Linked DNA regions of Homo sapiens: regions 1, 2 and 4 are each linked to region 3. Evidence: read pairs that join two places in POLR2A ChIA-PET (ENCODE). Cell type or tissue: MCF 10A. All regions are shown on one strand. Links, peaks and the distances in the headings refer to the core of each region. The heading gives the core; the rest is flanking DNA. Region 1 has its middle 11 kb from the start of CALML5. Region 2 has its middle 3.1 kb from the start of LINC02678. Region 3 overlaps LOC105376380 (a long non-coding RNA gene). Region 4 has its middle 33 kb from the start of CALML5.

Region 1 (4,886 bases), core at 283-4,282, 58 kb after region 3:
CACTTCAGGTCTTAGAGCGAGGTGCTAAGAAGGACCTGGAGTGGAATTCAAGGGCTCAGAAGGGGGTCAGGGGACTGCCTTCAAGGGGTGCTTCCTGGGCATACTCTGCCCAGGGACTGGTTTTGAGGTGGGGGTCTGGTGGTGGGGTTGGTTGGGACCCACATAGTGGAATGTCTTCCGGAAGCTGGTGACTGTGAGTTACGAGAGATGCACAGACATGGCCTCTCTGCCGACTCTGAATGGCCTTGAAGACCCTCAAGGGCAGAGACCAGGCTATGCTCCACGTCTGGGTCCACAAGGGTGCCCGGTCTCAGCTCAGAACACCAAAGAGAGTAGACAGAGCCCAGGAAGCATCCGAGCAGCTGGCGCAGCTTCAGGTCACTTAGGAAAACCCAGTTCTTTGAAAGCTGCTTCTCTGAAAATTGACTTGCCAGAAGCTTAGTTCTGCAAATGGTAAACGTGCTGGTATTTCCCAACTTACTAAAAAGTTTTTTTTAAAGGATACTTAATAAAGATCACAGAAATTCATATTGGATGAGCTATTCTAAGTTGTTGACTATTTCTTTGACGTTTTATTTACTGAGTTTAAATTTTTAGTTTTGTTCAGTTCTACTTTTAGTAAATTATTTTAGCGGCAGTCAGTTCACCTAACCATTGTACCATAACCTGACAGTGTTTAAAGTTGTCTGTTTTTGTTTTGTTGTTTCATTTTTAGCATTTTGGTTCAATGGTTTTGGAGAAAGAGAGCTTCTGGTTCATTTCAAGATTCAGCCATTGGACACGTCTTCAACGTCCAGGATTTTAGAGATTGGCAGCTTTCTTTCCCCTAATAGAATTTCAACTTAAATCTATTGCTTTAGTACTTCTTTCAATTCACTGATTTATTCACTGGCTCAATCAAATGGATATTTTGCAAGTGGTTTAAGTATTTGGTAAGTGCTTGGAGTCTGAAATATGAATCACACATGAAACTGACATTCAGCAGGGGAGAACTGCACTCATGAAGCTACTGGAGTTGACTTGGGTGGGACAGCATTGGGGAAACCAAAACTAATTTCAAGTAAAGCAAAACTTCCCCCAAATCTTCCAAGAGGTTCTTCAGTAGATTGATTTGTCGGTAGATTGAATTACTCTACTTCTGATCCAAATACATGTTTCAAATTTCATATACGAAATAATACATTTTCTTCATTGGATTGCCCCCTGGATCTTTTAAATCCTAGTTTATATCCATCCTGGTAGGCCTGGTGACCCAATCCTTCTGTTAAGTTCCACATCAAATGCCTCCTGCTTTTGGAAGCTTTCCACAGCCGGGCCTGGCGCAGAGGGGGTTCCTCTGCACCTCTTTTCCAAGCAAATGGCTGAAGGTGATCTCTCCCTATTTGTACAGTTCCTTCCAGAGTGCACCTCTTACGTCATTCCTAGTGGACAAGGCCTATTCTCCATCCTCAGAACCCTGAATAGTGAAATAAAGCCCATCAATGCTTAAACTAGATGACAGGCTCCTCAAGTGTGTTGGATTCTGCATGAAACCCTCCACATGCACTGTGATGGCACGACCTGGCAGGCTCCTTTGCCCGGGAGGCCTCATCTCCAGCATGGGGGAGATGGCTTCCGTAGTGCTGATGGGATTAAAGGAAATCTTCACAGAGTTGTACTCTGCAACAAGAGGAAGAGTCAGAAATGCAACTGCAGAGAGAGGACTCCTGTCTTGTTCTCTCTTTTTGTTGTCCAAGAACCATGAAAATAGTCCTCGTATGATCACAAAATCCCAACTCATCCCCTCTTGGTCCAAACATAGGGAGAATCAAAGGCATGTCACCCTGCCAGGTAGTCAAAGATGTGGACTCCAGACCTCTAAGACCAGCTTTTAAGAGTTCAAGCCATTGTTTCTCTCTCCACAGTGGGTCCCCCTTTTATAAAAACAACAACAACAAAACTCATCAAGAACAGATTCCCAACAGGTATGGTGATCATGTGTTCCAGAAACAATTTAGGTAGAGTATTCTATCTCAGTTTCTCTGGAAATGAGTCCAGCTTTTAGTTTTTGCATGTGAACCACGGCCGCAGTGCCTAGGCTGCGCAGGTCGCCCTCCGTTCCCGCTGGAGAAGCAGGTGAGGCCTTCCCAGCCTGGGCCCAGTGCAGTCAGGCCCTGCCCAGCCCACAGATGCCTGCACCTTGCTCCTCCCCTGGCTTCCCTCTCACGTGGCTGCAGCTGGGGCAAAGGCCCAACGACTCCTTCTGTAAGCTTCTTCTTGCTTTTGCACTGTTTACCATCTCCAGGTGTGAGCTCATCTCTTTCCCCACCACAGGTGGCCCCACCCGATCTCAGCTCTGCCTTTCCCGCCTCTCTGCTGGGTTGCATAAGCCAGCGATTCCCAACCCCGGCTGCACCTGGAAGCTACCCCAGGAGCTTCTGGAGAATGTGCCGTGTGAGCCATCCCCCTGCACTGAGCCCTGGTGGGTCAGCGGTGGGGGCGCCCAGGCGTGGGGGTCTATTTAAAGCTCCCAGGTGCTGTGCGGCCAAGATTAAGAGGCACTGCTCCAAACTGTCCTGGCAACTCTGACTGTACCCGGCACTCCCCACGCCCAACCTCCCTTCTGCCCCTGGGCAGGTTGGCATCCAGTGTCGGGGAGAACCCTGGAGGCGAACGCCAGCCTTATAGAGCCCCACTGTTGGGAGGCCTGCAGGTTGGACAAGGCGAGGTCTGAGTCACCTTGGTTGGGAGCAGATGCTGCCCTGTTGGTGGCCTGCCAGCCTCTGTCCCCACCCCACCACTCAGAGACATGGTGTGCCTGCACTTTCCTGATCCGGGAGCTCCTGCCTTGCTGCCCAGATGACCTTTGGCCTAGGAAGAAGTCAAATCTCAGTGTTTTGGACCGGGCACGGTGACTCACAACTGGAATCCCAGCACTTTGGAAACCCGAGGTAGGTGGATCACTTGAGGCCAGGAGTTCGAGACTAACCTGGCCAACATGGTGAAACCCCATCTTCACTAAAAATACAAAAATTAAGGCGTGGTGGCAGGCACCTATAATCCAAACGACTCAGGAGGCTGAGGCAGTTGAATTGCTTAAACCTGGGAGGCGGAGCTTGCAGTGAGCCGAGATCGCACCACTGTACTCCAGCCTGGGCGGCAGAGCAAGACTCCGTCTCAAACAAAAACAAAAACAAAACAAACAAAAACAAATCTCAGTGCTTTTGATGAACAGTATTTTCCTGCACCGGGAGCCTTGTGGTCGTGGCTTCATGGAGGAGGTGTTGGTGACTTTCATTCACTCACTCACTATTCTACAAGTGTTTCCTTGGGTGCTTCTCCTTACTGTGAGTCTGCAGGGACTTGGAGGGAGACGCTGCGCCGGCCTCTGGGCCCAGGAGATGTAACATAAATGGCCATGCAAAGACAGTGGGTCAGGTCCCTCGTCAGTGGATTCCCATTCGAGGAGGTGCTCAGAGAAGGGGACAGACTTCCAGGAAGTGGCACTGAGGCGGGGGCAGATTTCAACAGGGGTGGGGCGTTCTTGGTGAGGAAACTGCATGAGTGACGGTTTGGAAGTGGGAGCGTCAGTGTCTTTTGGGGAGCCCGCGCTGCCTGGGAGGTAAGGGAGAGGTCCGAATGCCGTCGCAGACAGCCTGATGGTTTGCTGAAGGAGTCTGGATCCTTTTCAAGTCCCAGTGAAGCCTGGTGATATGGCCTTGGGCAAGTCAGTGGCTCTCTCTGCCTCAGTCTCCTCAACTGTAGCTGGGGGTAACAGTGAGACCCGCCTCAACGTGGTTGTGAGGAGGGTGGGGGGTGGGGGATGTGGAGAAAGTGCTAAGAACAGCGTCTGTGGGGCCGCAGAAGTGTTTTGCATAATGTCACCAAGATTAGTGCTATTTCTTCCCCAGAAGATCAGATGGAGACTCACGGAAGGTTTTTAACCTGTGGGGACGTGCGGCCAAATTGTGCTTTAGGAAGCTTATGCTGGCAGTGATGTGTGGTATGAAGGAGGGCAAGGGAGATGGGCCCTGTAGGAGGCAGATTCGGCCACCTAAGCCTGAGCTGATTAGGACAGGAGGGAAGGTGGAGGCAGTCAGCAGAGAAAGGAAGGGACGTGGGGAGGGGAAGCAGAGAGGAAGGCGTTGGAGGGACAGGGCCTGACTTAGTAACCCCGGGGCCTTGAGCAGTTCTGGACGAGGTGGGAGGGGAGTGAGCAGGGGACGGGAGAGACTCCAGCCCCACCAGGCTGAGCCGTGTCCACACCCTGCCGGGTCAGAGTTACTGCTGGTACCATCGGGAGGGTGGGCCAACCAGGCCCATCTGGCCTCTTGCCTGTCAGATGGTGGAAGCATGTCAGAGTTCTCAGAATCCTGGAGCCACTGAGAGCCGGAGGAGCCCTTGTCCAAGACTCAGGCTGTGATCGGAACAGGGTAGAAGGTGCTGCTTCTAACCCTGGGGCCTGCCTGTCTCCAGAATTTGGAGAAAAGGAAAGTCCTGGACTCCTCTCAAGCCAGGAAGGTGCTGACCAGGAGGGGAGGGTCAGGGAGAGGGGAGTCAGCAGGGACAGCTGCCTCTCCTCCGCCTGCAGGCCCAGGCCCTTCCTAATCTCCAGCTCCACCAGCTTCAAGGCAGAATCTGAATCCACACAGAGTCTGAGGTATCTTGGAAACCCTCTCCTTCCCTCTTGGATGTGTGGACTGTCAGACATTGTGAAGAGGAGAAGAGGAAGAGGAAAGACGCTGCCCCCAGTATGCAGACAGAGAGCACCCCGTTCCAGAGAGGCCAGCGCTCCAGGAGTGACAGCTGCTAATGCCCTTCTTCCTTCAGTCTCCCTGCCCCAGCTACCCTCTCCCTCCCTCCTCTCCCTCCTTCCCTTTCTTCCCGCAGCAAAACACACGGAGCCC
Region 2 (4,886 bases), core at 469-4,468, 67 kb before region 3:
AGCCTCTTCTCTGCCACAAGCCCTTTGCCAGACACTGACCATTGACACAAGGTGCGTCAGAGCTGGGCCTTAGCAAGCAGGGGCAGAGTTGTGCTTATGATAGGGGCTAAATGAAGTCCTGGAGTTGGTGCAGAAGAAGAGAGTCTAGGGGTCCCGGAAGGCTTTGTGGAGCTGCCGTGCTAGCTGCCATCCAGGGTGCCAGCTATGGGCAGGCACTGTGCTGAGTGACCCCTGGACATCAGCTCACTTAATCTCTGTAACAACCCGGAGTCTGCTCAGAGCATGGCCCATTGGCTACCTAAGTGCGGTGCCAGGCACGGGCCATGGACGTTCCCTGGGTGAATGGCTGACCATGATACCCACTGCAAAACAAGGAGGCTGAAACCCTGGAAGAAAAGAAGCTCATCAGCAGTCCCTGAGTCCGGGAGTCAGATGACAAACCCAGGACCCCAGGGGTTAAGAGTCCAAGCCTGGACACCAGAGAGGCCAGGCTGGATGGGGCTGGGCCTGTGAATGCATGGGTTTGGATATGGAGATAAAAATATTTCAGAGGCTGTTGGGAGAATGAAATAAAATATAAACTTGCTCAGCACAGGCCTGGCCTGCAGTCACCGTGGAATAAATTACCATTCACAGAGCTGCGCTCTGATGCTGGGTCTGTGGGTGCCTGCTGCGGTCATGGTGTGCTTTCCCTGGGCGCTTTCCAGCATCCTCCCTGAGAGCTGCTTCTTCCTAAAGCTTTGGGCTAGGTTTACACATCCTCCTGTGTCAATACAACGTGACGTGTACAGGAACCTAACTACGGCTTTTCAGTGAAGATGTTCATGTTTCTGAGAAAAACAGGCCTATTGAAGTAGCCTCTGTGTTTAAGTTAGAGCCTGGCTTTAACCTGCTGACTGTGGTCATTGAATGACAAACAGAAAAAGTGACCAAATGGTTTAGTAACTTACTCTATCTGAATACTTTGGGAAACAAAATGGACATTTGGGCTAACAATGAAAGGAAGGAAAGAAGGAAGGAAAGAAGGAAGGAAGGAAGGGCCAGGCACGGTGGCTCATGCCTGTAATCCCAGCACTTTGGGAGGCCGAGGCAGACGGATTGCCTGAGGTCAGGAGTTCGAGACCCGCCTGACCAACATGGTGAAACCCTGTCTCTACTAAAAATACAAAAATTAGCAGGGCGTGGTGGCGTGTGCCAGTATTCCCAGCTACCCAGGAGGCTGAGGCAGGAGAATTGCTTGAAGCGGGAGGCAGAGGTTGCAGTGAGCCGAGATTGCATCACTGCACTCCAGCCTGGGCGACAGAGCAAGACTCCATCACAAAAAAAAAAAAAAGAAAAAAAGAGAAAAAAAAGAAAAGAAGAAATGGCTAAAACACCACAACCAAGAAGAATGACAATGAATTGCTAATTAGGGTCCCTTCCAAATATTGGTAAGGATGGGATGTATCTGTTAACTTGGTTAAGATTCTATAGCTTGAGTTTGGTTACTTCAGGAAAGCATGGAATGAATCCCAGCTTTGGTTATGAAATCTGAGATCTGTGAAATTCCAGCACTTTATCCAGCATAGTGAAAGCAACATTCTTCCCCAAGGAAACCAAAGCCCATCCTTGATCCCCACAGGCTCAACCATGCCCTAATTAGAGTGTCTGTTAATCATTTTCCCTTGTTTCCCAGGCTGGTGGGCGGAGAGACCCACATTTGGGATGGTGGGGGAAAGACACCAGTTTCTCCATGTGTCTGTTCATTATGGCGCTCTGTGGTTTGAGATAGATGAAACACATTGGCATGTCCCAGGCTGACAATCTAAGGAAACTGGAGGAATCTTAGCAGCCAGGAGCTGGAGCTGGCCCTTAGCTCAGCTGGCGTGAGCAGCTAAAATGCAGGTGGTGGCTCTGTGGAGAAAAAGAGGCAGTGGCCGCTCCCTTGGAAAAGTCCTCCTCTGTTCCAATTCCCAGTGTTTATTTTGGCCCCAGGCAGAGGGCCCTAGTGGAACAGGGGCAGGGAGGAGGCATTTGGAAACCACAGGGTTACTGATGAGATGGTGCAAAACACACCTAACCAAAATACTGGCCCTAGGGTGGATCAGGGTGGTGCATTTCTGGACTGTTCCATGACCGTCAAGGCCAGTGTGCACAGCTAAACGCAACCAGGTTCCTGGTTCCTGGCAGACCTTGATTTCCTGAAAAACCTTCCACAGAGTGGTCCCAAGCTTTAGCTAGAAGGCCATATAAATCTCCTCCCTGCCCCCACTATGGCCTGCAGCTTCAGGGTGGGTGAATTTGCCTGTGATAAGCAAGGCTTCTGGAAGAAAGACCTGCTTAGGGGAGCAAATGCTTCCTGCCTAGGGGAAGGAGTGCCTTGTGCCCTGGCACAGATGGGAGCTGGGACCTGCGTCCCCCTCTGGCCCCTAGTCCCCCATCCAGGCGCTTAGGCTGGGGAGCAGGGGGTAGCACTTCTCTCACCCCAGCCTTTGATGTCACACAGAGCCCGGGGTTCACTGGAGTAGGGCTGCGGAGGAGGAAACCGTGTGGTCGGGGAGGGGACTGGAGACCTCTGCCCGCCCTTGGAAACGTGCATCTTTCCTTCTGTTTGCTTGCAGGGAGGAGAAGGTGAGTATAGCAGAGAACTGGAGGGGACTTCGGAGTCCGTCTCCCATGGGGCCTAGTGCTGAAGAACTTTTCCCGGTGGAGGGTGGGGTAGGCCCAGGTCATGAAACAGAGCCATTTTTTTTTTTTTTTTTTTTTTTTTGGAGACAGAGTCTTGCTCTGTCCAGGCTGGAGTGCAGTGGCACAATCTCGGCTCACTGAAACCTCTGCCTCCCGGGTTCAGGCAATTCTCCTGCCTCAGCCTCCCAAGTAGCTGGGACTACAGGCACACACCACCATGCTGGGCTAATTTTTGTATTTTTAGTAGAGACGGCGTTTTACCATGTTGTCCAGGCGGGTCTCAAACTTCTGACCTCAGGTGATCTGCCCACGTCGGCCTCCCAAAGTGCTGGGATTACAGGTGTGAGCCACCATGCCTGGCCCACAGACATACTTTTAAGATAGCAGAACCAGGACTGCTGCAGCCTCATACCCAGCTAAGCCTTCGGGTTTCCAAGTAAGACCCAAAGCAGTAAAGATTTCCCTCAATCGGCCAAGTCTTCAGACTGCTCACAGGCAAAAGAAGTGGACAGGGACTCAGCTTCTACACAGCTTCCCTGAACCCTCCCCTGCAGCTTTCTTTTCTTTCTTTCTTTTTTTTTTTTTTGAGATAGGGTCTCACTCTGTAGCCTAGGCTGGAGTGCAGTGGTGTGATCTCGGCTCACTGCAGCCTTGATCTCCTGGGCTCAGGTGATCCTCCCACCTGAGCCTCCCAAGTAGCTGAGACTACAGGCGTGTGCCACCGTGCCTGGCTTTATTTTTTTGGTTTGTTTTTGTTTTGTATTTTTTTCTAAAGACAAGGTTTTGCCATGTTGTCCAGGCTGCTCCTGAATTCTTGGGCTCAACTGATCCTCCCGCCTTGCCTCCCAAGGTGCTGGGATTTACAGGCATGAACCGCCATGCCTGGCCACCCCTGCAACTTTTGATGTCACTTGAAGGCAGGTTCTTTTCTCCCAGCTGAGCTCCAGCTTTCACCTTGAGGGCAGGGGCAATGCCTGACTCTCCTTTTGAATCCTCAGTGCCTTGAAATCTAGCCAAGATGGGTGCTCAGAATGTCCAGTGAATGATGAATAAGGGGCAGGAAAACATAGTGGGGGAGGAGGGAAGGGGACAGAAAGGTTGCCTGCAGGGAGCCTGCAGGGTGGGGAAGTGGAGATGGGAAGGGCACAGGAAATCTTGCTGGTGAGGCTGGAGGACACTTGTCTCTCAGCCTTCTGATGCCATCTGCAAACCTCACAGGTCCCCTTCTGCAGCCTTTCCTGGAGGTTTGCTTAAGAAGGTCGAGAGAGGGAATTAGCCAGAGACAACACGTTTCTCTTCGCAGTGGTTGGAAGTCAGTAGAAGCTGGATGGGGAAGGGCTGGAATGGGAACCCGACTTCAGGTACGTGCGTTCCTCATTCATGCTGAGCCCTGGGCTCTGGACGGCACCACACAGGCCTGCATGCTGGCGAGGCTGGTGCAGAGAGGTGAGTCATCCATTCTTCATGGCACAGCTGTCGCCTTCCTGAAACTCACATTAGACACGCGCTCATAGAATCAAATGTACCACATGCAGCCATTACAGACGGGCACACCAACCCCAGACTGCTGTTGCCAGGTATGTGCGTGGTTCCTCTCACTCGCTGGTCCTGCAGAGCCTGGGGATGTCTGCAAGGATGAAATGAGGTACAGATAAGGTTCACTGAGGCCACTTTTCTCTATTTTTGTGCTAAAGTGACCAAGAATAAAAACTCTGGTCACCTGGTAGCCCCTGCACTAGAGGCCAAGTGTGGTGGCTCACACCTGTAATCCCAGTACTTTGGGAGGCTGAGGTGGGCGGATCACGAGGTCAAGAGATTGAGACCATCCTGGCCAACATAGTGAAACCCCATCTCTACTAAAAATACAAAAATTAGCTGGACGTGGTGGTGCACACCTGTCATCCCAGCTACTCGGGAGGCTGAGGCAGAAGAATTGCTTGAACCTGGGAGGCAGAGGTTGCAGTGAGCCAAGATCGCGCCACTGCACTCCAGCCTCATGACAGAGAGAGGCTCCCTCTCAAAAAAAGAAAAAAAAAAAAGTAAGTCTACATATATTCCAATCAATGGATGCCTGCGAGACCGTGAACCAAACCTAAGCACCTAGAGGCTCCAGTGCATCTGTTTGGCCGGCACATTGGTTGTATCCACTTAGAGAATAACCACTCGCTTAGGAAGCATCCAGCCAGCCCTCCCTGCTGTGTGCCAGGCCTGGGCTGGGT
Region 3 (4,886 bases), core at 547-4,546:
AATTAAACTCAATTCATTTCAAATGAAACTCAATTGATTGCTAGATTAATTTAAATTTAATTCGTCTAAAGTTTTCTTTTAACAGTTCCTACCTTGTTGAGTTGTCGTGGGAATCAAGTGGAAATTTCTTTTTCACATGGAAAGGGCTTAGCATAGCCTGGCACGTGCTGAGTGTTCAGTGCACACTGGTTATGATGATCACAGTTAGTGTCTCCATCTTTGGTCTGTTCAGCGCTACAGTGTTTGGGGGCCAGCTAGGCAGTGCTGCAGCTGCAGCTCTGTGTGTGTGTGTGTGTGTGTGTGTGTGTGTGTGTGTGTGTGTGTGGAGGGGGCTGTGAGATTGGCGGGCTCAGGAGAAGATGACTACTAGCTGTTGCCAAAGTTTCTTTTCTGCAAGGGAAAGCCACAAGTCACTGGCTCCAATGTGGACTTTTAAAAGGCCTTCCTTCCTTTCTCTCTTACTTCTGGGGAGCCCATGGATAGGAAATGGCACTAAACTGACTTCATCTCTGTACCCTGATGCCTCCATCGCCCTCAGAGTTTACGCCCTCGATGAATCACTTAGAGTGAACTGGGAGCTGTGTATGAGGTGACGTCACCCTGAGATAGAGCTCTGTGGTCACTGGGAGGTGGCTGTGTGCGTTATCTCCCTGTGGCATGCCAGGAGGCGTGTGTGTGTGCACGAGTGTGTGTGTGCATGCATGTGCATGTGTGTCTTTGTGTGTGTGCAAGTGTGTGTATGTGTGTGGATAAGGGAGAGGGAGGGAGGGAGCTGGGCTGTCTCCCCTTCCCCACAAGTGGACCCTGCAGCTCAGAGCCGGAGGTGTGAGCTGAGTTTGGCGTTTGTATGTTGCTTGAGTTGGAATTTGAACTCACAGGGGACAGGAAAGGATGCCTGTCCCCAGGACTGACTAACGACATCAGGCCTGGCTATTGAACTTCCTGCTCTGCAGATCCTGGGTTCTGGGAGGATGAGGAAAGGATGAGCGAAGGCTGGGGGATCTCTGGGGTGGGGGTGGACTCAGTGAGTGGAAAGAGTAAAGGTGTTGGGGGTGGACTCCCTGTCTGTGTGACCGCTGGCAAAGTCCTTGACCTCGGCCAGTCTGCGTTTCCTGATCCAGGCAGTGGGGACATGGTCCTTTCCCTCAGAGGGGTGGTGAGGATTCAATGAACTCCTTTAGGTAGAGCTTGCTCAGGAGCATCAGCTGTAACACCTGTCCTGGAAGGTTGCTAGGTGCCCTCACCCTTTGTTCTGTGCCCACCTCTCTCCACCCCCTCTTCAGCCCGGATCCAGACGAGGCCTGGGGAAAGTCTCCCAGAAAGCGCCCTGACCAGGGCGGTGCCAGCTGGGTTCCTGTTTGCCTAAACCCAAGCAGCAAGCTCTTCAAAGGAACCTAACAAACCGGACAGAGAGCTTTGTTTTTTTCCTCACAGCAAAGGAGACAGAAAAGTTTGCTGAGTAAGTCAGACACCATTAAACTCACAAAAAGGCTCTTTGTTCCGGCCTGAGAGGGGGTGAAAAAAATAAGCGAAGTGGTCGAAGGGCGTGTGTTTGCTTCCGTGTTCTTGGAGTGTTTGGGCAGGGCTCACCCAGCTCACTCTTCCTGCTCTCCCCCATCTCTGAGTCCTCTGCCCCTGGTGATCCCACCTGTTATATCAAAAAATTGCACCACGGCCCAGCCAGAAGGAACGGCTAAGGGCTGTTAGTCCAGCCAGAGTTTCACTTTTAAAATGATGCTACCTAGTACTTAAGTTAGACGCTCCCGCAGGGCTTTCCTGTGCTTTTTCTTGTTGGAAGTGATGTGACCGAGGCTCTTGCCAAAGGTCAGTTAGTTGCTGTCTGAGCTGGGCTTGGGACCAAGCCCCTCGTACCCAGCCTGTTGTCATTTACTGTCATCCCTAGTGCTAGCTGTGGAAAAGTCTGCTTGATTCTAACCCTTTTGTCTCTAGTACAGTGAGATCTATGCTAAGATTTGTTTGTCCTCATTAAATTATAAATTCTTCCAGGCAGGTCACTATGTGGCTGGTGCCCCCCTGCAGTTGTGCAGTGTGCAACCTGTCAGACTGAACATGGCAGCCCTGCTTCTGGGGTTAATACAATATTATTGATTCATTCTTCCAGCAGATGGAACAATGCCTGTGGGGGGCAATTATGCCTTTGCTTCTAAGACTCGTGCTTGTAATGCCCAAAATCCAGTGTCACTGAGCCCAGCTGTGCTGAGAGAAACCAGCAAGTGGGCCAAAAAGAAAAGGTCTCCTCCTCCCAGACACACTGGCTGCTGGAGAAAGCCTGTGTGTTCTTAGGTGGCTGGGCTAGGTGGGGGCAGGCTCATGGGCAGGGGAACCAGTCTCTTAGGTGGGCATTTCTGGGGGGCTCTCATGGGGTGGAACTAACCAGCCAGGCCCAGTTCTCTCCTTTGGCAGCCAGAGAGGGGAGAATGTCAGATGTTTGTGCCTTGACTCAGCAGGTGACGTTGTGAACATTTATGAGCTTTTCTTCCTTTGGGCTCATTTCTTTATCTGTTAAAAGCAGGCAGGGCAGTGCCCAGCCCGCACCTGCCCAGAAGGACAGACAAAACATAAAAGGGCGGGGTGATTGTGAAATATCACTGGGCATTGTTCATGTCAGAGCTCCTGGTGCAGTGCGATGCCCAGGACTTTGTGTGGGCAGGGCTGGTGCTGAAGTGCAGGAGAAGACTCAGCTCTGGCTGAGCAGGCGCTGACCCACACTGCTGCTCTGTAACTCACACCGTTAACAATGGAAAGCGTTGCCTTGTTGTCTGTTTTGTGCATCCATGTTTTCATTCCGATTTTTAGTCCACATCTCTGGAGGGCAGAAAATCTGTCTTATGCTTCTTTTTCCTTCAACTGCATCCTTGGGAGGGTGGTAGATAGAAGACAGACATTCTTTACACAGGTGAGGCCCGCAGGAAGAACCAGGGCCAGTCCTCATGGTCATCACACACCTGGAGAGGGAGGCTTCTGTGACTTTGTGTGTGGTGACAACGCTGTGCTGCTTGGTCTTCCGAATGGTTGGACAGCCTTTGGCATGTGCTCTAGGACGCCCAGAGCTGCAGGTTGGCCTTGACTCCTCTAGCCTTGCCAAGTCCCTCAGGTAGATCAGCCCACTGGTACCTTCAGCCGGCCGGCACCCTCCTGCCCAGGTGGGGCCATGCCTCTGTTGGCTGCACTGTCTTTCAGGAGGGTGTCCTTGGCTCTGGCATTCTGGGCTCCTAGAACAGAACTGCAATGGTTTTCCTCAGCCTGCGTTCCTGACTTCTGTCCAGCTTGTGGTCTGCCTTGTGGCTCCCTTCCCTGGGGACCGTCCCCTCTGTCCCCCACCAGGAGGGTCATGCCTGCCACACACTGCTCCTAACAACCCGCCCTGTGATGGCTCTGGCTGGTGACCCGCAGCTGCTGGCCAGGCTGGGCTGAACCCGGATGGCTGCGGATCAGCAGAGCACGCGCCCCACCGCGTTGGGCCTGCTCTCGGATATGCTGCTGGTGGACTGACTCATAACTAGCGCTTCCTCTCAACAAAAACAAACACCCAGGGAGAGACTCAAGGGCCCTCCTTGGCTAAACAATTCTTGAGATTGAGTTGGAAGGGAAAACCCATTACACAAAGGGCTTTGCAGGGGAAGAGGGGAGAAGGCGAGAAGCCAGAACAAACACAAGAAGGCCCAAGCCACCCAGGGACTGGGAGAGGGACTCCGGCTCAGGTGGGCGCGGCCATATCCACCTTTTTGGGACTGAGACACTGAGCACATTTGCTCACTGCTTTCCCTCCGACAGCTGTTAAAGCTGGTGCTTTGAACCCAGCCCTGGGCAGGGTCCTTGCTGGCTCCGGGAACCTCCATTCTTGCTGGGCTGACCCTTTGCACAGCGGGCTAGGGCAGCCCTGGGTGTGGGGCTCCAGCTCACAGACAGTGTGATCATGAAATGAGGAAAGTGTGGGCTTTGGAGTCTGTGAGACCTGGCTGCAAAGGCTGCTCTGCTGGCCCTAGCTTTATGGGCTCAGGCAAGTGACTTAACCTCGCAGAGTCTCAGTTTCTTTATCTGAGAAATGGGTGGTGATGCCTACTTGGGAGATTGCTGTGAGGATTAAAGATGACCTATGTACAGTGCTGGAACATAGGAGGCAGTTACTACCTAGCAGCTAATCTTACTTAATTAAATATCTTCCCCTCTCAAATAAACCTTCTGGGTCTAGCAAAGAAAGTTGAGTAAGATACAGGCCTTCTCCACTGGACACACACAGCTCCTTGGGGACCATCTGGTGGGATCTCATTCCCAGGCCCCAGGCCAGATGCTCATCAGCACCCAGTGAGGCCACAGCCAGCCCTGATTCCAGGTCACTGGCCCACCTCTGGTCATAGTGGCCTCTTCTGTCTTCTCATCATCCCACAGTTAGGCAGGACCTCCCATGAACCAATGGAAAAATGCCCAGTAGTACAGATGCCAGCATGCTGACCAGGGAACAGGCACAGGTCACCTTGGGCTCGGTGTGGAGCCATCAGCTGGCCAGGGGGACCTCACTGTCCTCCTGGTTGCAGAGGAAGGCACTGGGCTTGTGGGAAGAGTCTTAGAGAAAAACTTTGCAATGGGGCATGGCCACAGGACTGAGGGCCAAGCAAAGACTACTGATGAGAATTTCTGTGGGGGGAGAGTTTCATTTCAATGGAAGGAAGAACTTTTATCAGTAAGAACAAAAACTTCACTGTTGAAGAATAGATTCAAGGGCACCTTCACCTTCTTTGTCCCTCCTTGACTTGGCCACTGGTGGTAGTGTGTGTGCACATGTACGTGGGTGTGTGTGTGTTGTTCAGCTTAATAAATAACACATCAAAATCATGCAGTGCAGTCAAATTCATATGAGAAAAAAA
Region 4 (4,886 bases), core at 483-4,482, 80 kb after region 3:
GAGGAAGGGGACAGACTGTGGGCTGCTGGCCTCCACTTACGGTTCTTTTCCTGCACCCTGCGGAGAGCAGGAGCAGGGCTGGGTGAGACAGTGGGTGTGCATCAGCGGTGGCTCTCACTGTGTTTCTATTGAACCATGATGCTCATGCATCTGACAAAGCCTACACTGTTGTTATGCATGGGGATTAGGATGATCAGAAGCATTCTGGTGTGAGAGAGATGAGGGGGAAGGAAGAAGAGACAGAGGAAGGAGGAGGGAGGGAGTGGAGGGAGAAAGGAGGAAAAGCGACTGAGCCCCACACTGTTCATTGTGTGGCCGGGGTGGCAGTGTGACCAACACTGAGCTGGAGGGAGGAACTGTGCTTGTCCCCACGTCCGAGCCACCCAGGAGCTGTTGCTAGAGATGCATTGATTCCCTCCTGGGTCTGTTTCCCCTGCCATGAAATGAAGCAAGGTTGAGTAAGATGGGGACATTCAAGGTCAGCTTATTTGCTGGTGTTCCCTGGGACATGGGATCCAGGGACAGAGGGCAGCCGGCCTCAGGCCTCAGACTGCAAGCAATGCCTGATGAGTGTTTATGTGGCCTGCTTGGCCTGCTCCTCTGTTTTGGGCCTCAGGGGATGAGGTCTTGGTGCCTTTTCTTGAGATTTGCTGCTTCTTTATTCTCTCTGGTTTGGGCCAAATTAGAGAGCTCTGATGAGTTCCTTCTGGCCTGGCTTTCCCAGTGGTGCACACCATGGTGACAACCCAGCCAACTTTCAGGACTTGGAGTCCTTACCCATTGCTGCACAACAGACTACATGAAAATCGAGGCTTCAAAGCACAATAAACAGGCATTCCCCCACATTTCTCTGGGGGCTGCTCAGCTGGATGGCTGTCTCAACATCTCCCATGAGGCTGCAGCCAGAGAGCAGCAGGTGGGGCTGCATCATCTGAAGGCTCGACTGGGGCTCCATCATCTGAAGGCTCGACTGGGGCTCCCTCCTGCAGCAGGCAGTGGGTGCTGGCTGTCTGCGGGAGGCCTCAGTTTTTCCTGTCTTGGACCTCTCTGCAGGGGAGCTCAAGTGTCCTTATGAATACTGGCTTCCTCCAGAGCAGGAGGTCCTGGACAGGGTAAGCAGAGGCAGAACTGTCTCTTATGGTGTAGCCTCCGAAATCACATTCTATCCCTTTTATCTTACTCTGTTGGCCTTGCTCTAAGTTACTGGCCCTGACACCTTGTGGGAAGGGTGTGAATCCTGGGAGGTGAGGTCCTCTGAGGCCTCCTGGAAGGCTGGCTCCTGGAATGCTGGGTCTGAGAGGCTCTGAGTCCCTGAGCAGCTTGTTCGCTGAGCCATGGACTCTGGCTCATGCAGAGCTGAAATCAGTCAGTCTTTACAGCTCACTCAGCAAACAAGTTTGAACACATTCTGTGTCACGCAAAGTGGTAGTTTAGGGGGACACACAGACCAATAGACTTGGAGACTTGTAGAGAGGGCAACACCCAACCTGGGAAGTGTTTGATGTTGGGGGCAGGAACCTAAGACCAGAGCATGGGGTGGGGCCCAGCAAGTAAAGAATGGGCTTCCCCAGGGACTCAGGGAAGGCTGCCTGGGAAAGGGAAGGCTCAGCTGCATGTGGAGGGGTACAGGGGATCCCGGCAGAGGGTGTTGGGGAGGGGGAGGCACAGCCCTGCAGGCAGGGGGACCACAGTGAGCAAAGGCACAGCCGGCCTGGCTGGTCAGAAGATTCAAGGTGCTGGGCACTGCCGGAGTTAGGGTGTCATTTCTCCACAGTATGCCCGGATTCCAGAACCTTCCAAAACAACAAAAAATTTCTCCTGCTTTGTAAAAATCCTGTTAAGTCAATGGTTAACTTGTTTGTTACTGCAACCAAGAAGCTCATTAGAAAGTTCTGGAGAGACTCAGCCCTGGAGGACCTGGGTGTAATGTTGGGCCAGCCAGAATGAAAGAAATAGTTTCCATCATGGAAAAGATTGTCTCAGGCTCCTTCGCTGCAGGCGAACATAGCTTCGTGGCTTTCGGGCCCCCTCCCCACTTGCTCTCAGCTAGGGTGTGCATGCATGTGTATTTATAGGCCCATGTGTCATTTTCCTTTGTTTTGGAAGAGCGTACTACCCACAGGGATCAGCAGAGGCTGCAAAGAACCCGAGGGACTCACGGGCCTGCTGGGGCTGGAAAGTTTAAAGGCTGCTTTGAGCTTTCGGTTCCATCTGCCACCCCATAAAATGCACATCTATGCGCATTTGATGGATGGAAAATAACACACCATCTATTCATTTGTACGCGTGGTGTGTGAGCTGCCGAGGCCTCTCCCTGTGGTCTGTCTGTTTCAGAGCTGCCTGTCTTGGATTATATATTCCTAGTGGGCAGAGACATTCTGCTAATCCTAACCCTCCTGCCCGGTGCACAGAGAGGCACGCGTGAAGTTTTGCAATGTGATAGAAAACAGGAGAGGCCTGCAGGCTACGTCAGCCCCATTGATGTCTTGTTCCCCTTTATCAGAGTTGCCCTGGGAGGCCCTGGCCCTCCCGGCCTCCCCCTCCCCTCCTTGACAGTCCCTCCTGGCTTCTTTCCTTCCCTTCCCCCACCTTGGGTAGGGAGCAGAGGGCTGAGCTCACACCTGGAAATCGCCCAAGACAAAGAGAACCTGCCTAAGAGTCTGCCTAAGGGGTGGGGACAGCGAGGCCTGTGATTGTAGTTGGCAAAGGTAAGTGATGTCAGACAGCAGACGTTTCTCCAGCCCTGCAGCAGTTTCCAGGCGTGGAGGGAGGCCTGGCGCCAACTTCTCAAGTCACGTTCTTCAATGAACAGTTGTGGTTTGAACTGTGGAGAGTGGGGCCTGCAGGGGAGAGAGAAATGCACCAGCCAAAGGCTGCAGCCCGACCCTCCTGATCTCATCGCTCAGCCCTGCTGGGGAGGAGTCTGGGGCTGCAGCTCTGGGCGACTTCAGAGTGGACTGAGAGAGGAGAGGGCTGTGTTTCTGACTGCAGCAGGCGGCCTGCTTCCTCTCTGCCATGAGGCCGGGAAGAGGAGATACAAAGACAAGGGGAATCTGTCCCCAGGTTGGTTGACTCCAGGTTACCTGGAGCAGAGCCCAGGGACACCCACAGACTTGCCTGGGGGAGGAGGGCGAGGCTGTAAGTTCCCTCATCGCCCAGATCAGGGTGCTGCTGCTGAAGGCTGTGATTTAGGAAAACGCCAGTCCTTGCCTTTTACCTGGTTCTTTTGCAACCCCGCTCCCCGCCCACCCCAGTGAAAGGTTCACCCGCACAGGCTAGGGCGGCCTGGGGTTGGGCCCTGAGGCTCCTAGGCCTCTGGATGTCGAATTTTCCTAAGTAGTTATTGTCTGAGAGTGAGAGGTTGCAGCCCAGACCTCCAGATGAAAACAGCCTGGGCCGCTTTGCTCAGCATTTAAATTCAGCGTTTGTAGAATTTGCATGGTATCATTCCAGTTTTGATCTCCATAGATATGACTTGAAGGAAGTGTACTAATGCCATCTATTTTTCTGGGTCTGGATTTTTTTTATTGACTTTATGTTTTAAAGAAGTTTTATGTTCATAGTTAAATTGAGTGCTAAGTACAGAGTTCTCAAGCCTCCTCCGCCATCAACATCCCTACCAGATGGTGCGTTTGTTACAATCGGTGAAGCTACATGGACACTTCATTGTCACCCAGAGTCGACAGTTTACCTGAAGGCTCGTTCTTGGTGTTGTACATCGTGTGGGTTTGGACAAATGTATAACGACATAGCTCCACCATGATAGCATCATACTGATCATACTGAGTTGTTTCCCTGCCCTAAAAATCCTCTGCACTCTGCCTACTCATCCCTTTCTTCCCCCAACCCCTGGCGACTACTGATCTTTGCACTGTCTCCATAGTTTTGCCTTTATCAGAATGTCCCGTAGTTGGAGTCTTATAGGAAGTAAGCTTTTCAGGTGGGCTTCTTTCACTTAGTCATATGCATTCAGTGTTCTGTGTCTTCGCACAGCTTGATAGCCCATTTCTTTTCAGTGCTGAATCGTATTCCATTGTCTGCATGTTCCACAGTTCGTTCATCCATTCACTACTGTCTTAGTCTGTTCGTGCTGCTATAATGAAACATTGGAGACTAGGTAATTTATAAAGAAAAAAAATTCATGTCTCATAGTTCTGGAGGCAGGAAAGTCCAAAATGAAGTTGTTGGCAGATTTGTTGTCTGGGGAGGGCTGCTCTCTTGTTTTCCAAGATGGTGCCTTGTTGCTGCGTCCTCTGGGGGAGGTGGACACTTTGTCCTCACATGGCAGAAGAAATGGAAAGGAAAGAACCTTCTCACTCTCCCCAGCCTTTTTATAAGGGCTCTAATCCCACCTGTGAGGGCTCTGGCCTCATCACTTAATCACCTCCTAAAGGCCCCACTTCTTACTACTATCACATTGACCATTAAGTTTCAACATACAAATTTTCATGGACACATTCAGACCATACGTAGCACCTGCTGAAGAACATCTTGGTTCCTTCCAAGTTTTGGCAAGTATGAATAAAGCTGCTATAAACATCTGTGTGCAGGTTTCTGTGTGGATATAAGTTTTCAACTCAATTGGGCAAATACCAAGGAGCAAGATTGCTGGATTGCAGGGTAAGAGCATGTTTAGTTTTTTAAAGAAGCTGCCAAACTGGCTTCCATTTTGCATTCCTACCAGCAGTGAATGAGCGTTCCTGTTGTTCCACATCCTTGCCAGCAGCTGATGTTGTCAGTGTTTTGGAACTTGACATTCTAATTGGTGTGAAGCGCGATCTCATTGTCGTTTTAATTTGCAATTCCCTAATGACATATGATGTAGAACATCTTTTCATTTGCCTATTTGCCATCCGTATATCTTCTTCTTTTTTTTTTTTTGGTTT

The links. ChIA-PET counts read pairs that join two places held together with the same protein. Peaks named below come from ENCODE experiments on the same cell type or tissue, not always from the same donor. Only the 100,000 strongest peaks of a DNase experiment are listed, where the experiment ranks them.
Region 1: POLR2A ChIA-PET joins it to region 3 with 63 read pairs; 7 of 35 experiments call an interaction of 5 or more read pairs at or near these places.
Region 2: POLR2A ChIA-PET joins it to region 3 with 16 read pairs; 11 of 35 experiments call an interaction of 5 or more read pairs at or near these places.
Region 4: POLR2A ChIA-PET joins it to region 3 with 31 read pairs; 7 of 35 experiments call an interaction of 5 or more read pairs at or near these places.

Annotation. Positions count from the first base shown.
Region 1 is chr10:5,486,319-5,491,204 of GRCh38, reverse strand. No RefSeq gene overlaps it. Among named protein-coding and RNA genes, the nearest start is that of CALML5, 11 kb to the left of the region's middle. In MCF 10A, for the core only: no CTCF peak of the experiment used is centred there; DNase peaks (open chromatin) are centred at 2,274 and 2,774.
Region 2 is chr10:5,611,313-5,616,198 of GRCh38, reverse strand. No RefSeq gene overlaps it. Among named protein-coding and RNA genes, the nearest start is that of LINC02678, 3.1 kb to the right of the region's middle. In MCF 10A, for the core only: no CTCF peak of the experiment used is centred there; DNase peaks (open chromatin) are centred at 1,978 and 4,078.
Region 3 is chr10:5,544,760-5,549,645 of GRCh38, reverse strand. LOC105376380 (a long non-coding RNA gene) reads left to right here. Exons shown (of 4, transcript XR_930611.3): 4 at 1-28. Among named protein-coding and RNA genes, the nearest start is that of CALML3-AS1, 21 kb to the right of the region's middle. RefSeq lists an enhancer at 2,775-3,274. In MCF 10A, for the core only: no CTCF peak of the experiment used is centred there; DNase peaks (open chromatin) are centred at 565, 2,565 and 3,565.
Region 4 is chr10:5,464,551-5,469,436 of GRCh38, reverse strand. No RefSeq gene overlaps it. Among named protein-coding and RNA genes, the nearest start is that of CALML5, 33 kb to the left of the region's middle. RefSeq lists an enhancer at 1,739-2,375. In MCF 10A, for the core only: no CTCF peak of the experiment used is centred there; a DNase peak (open chromatin) is centred at 2,706.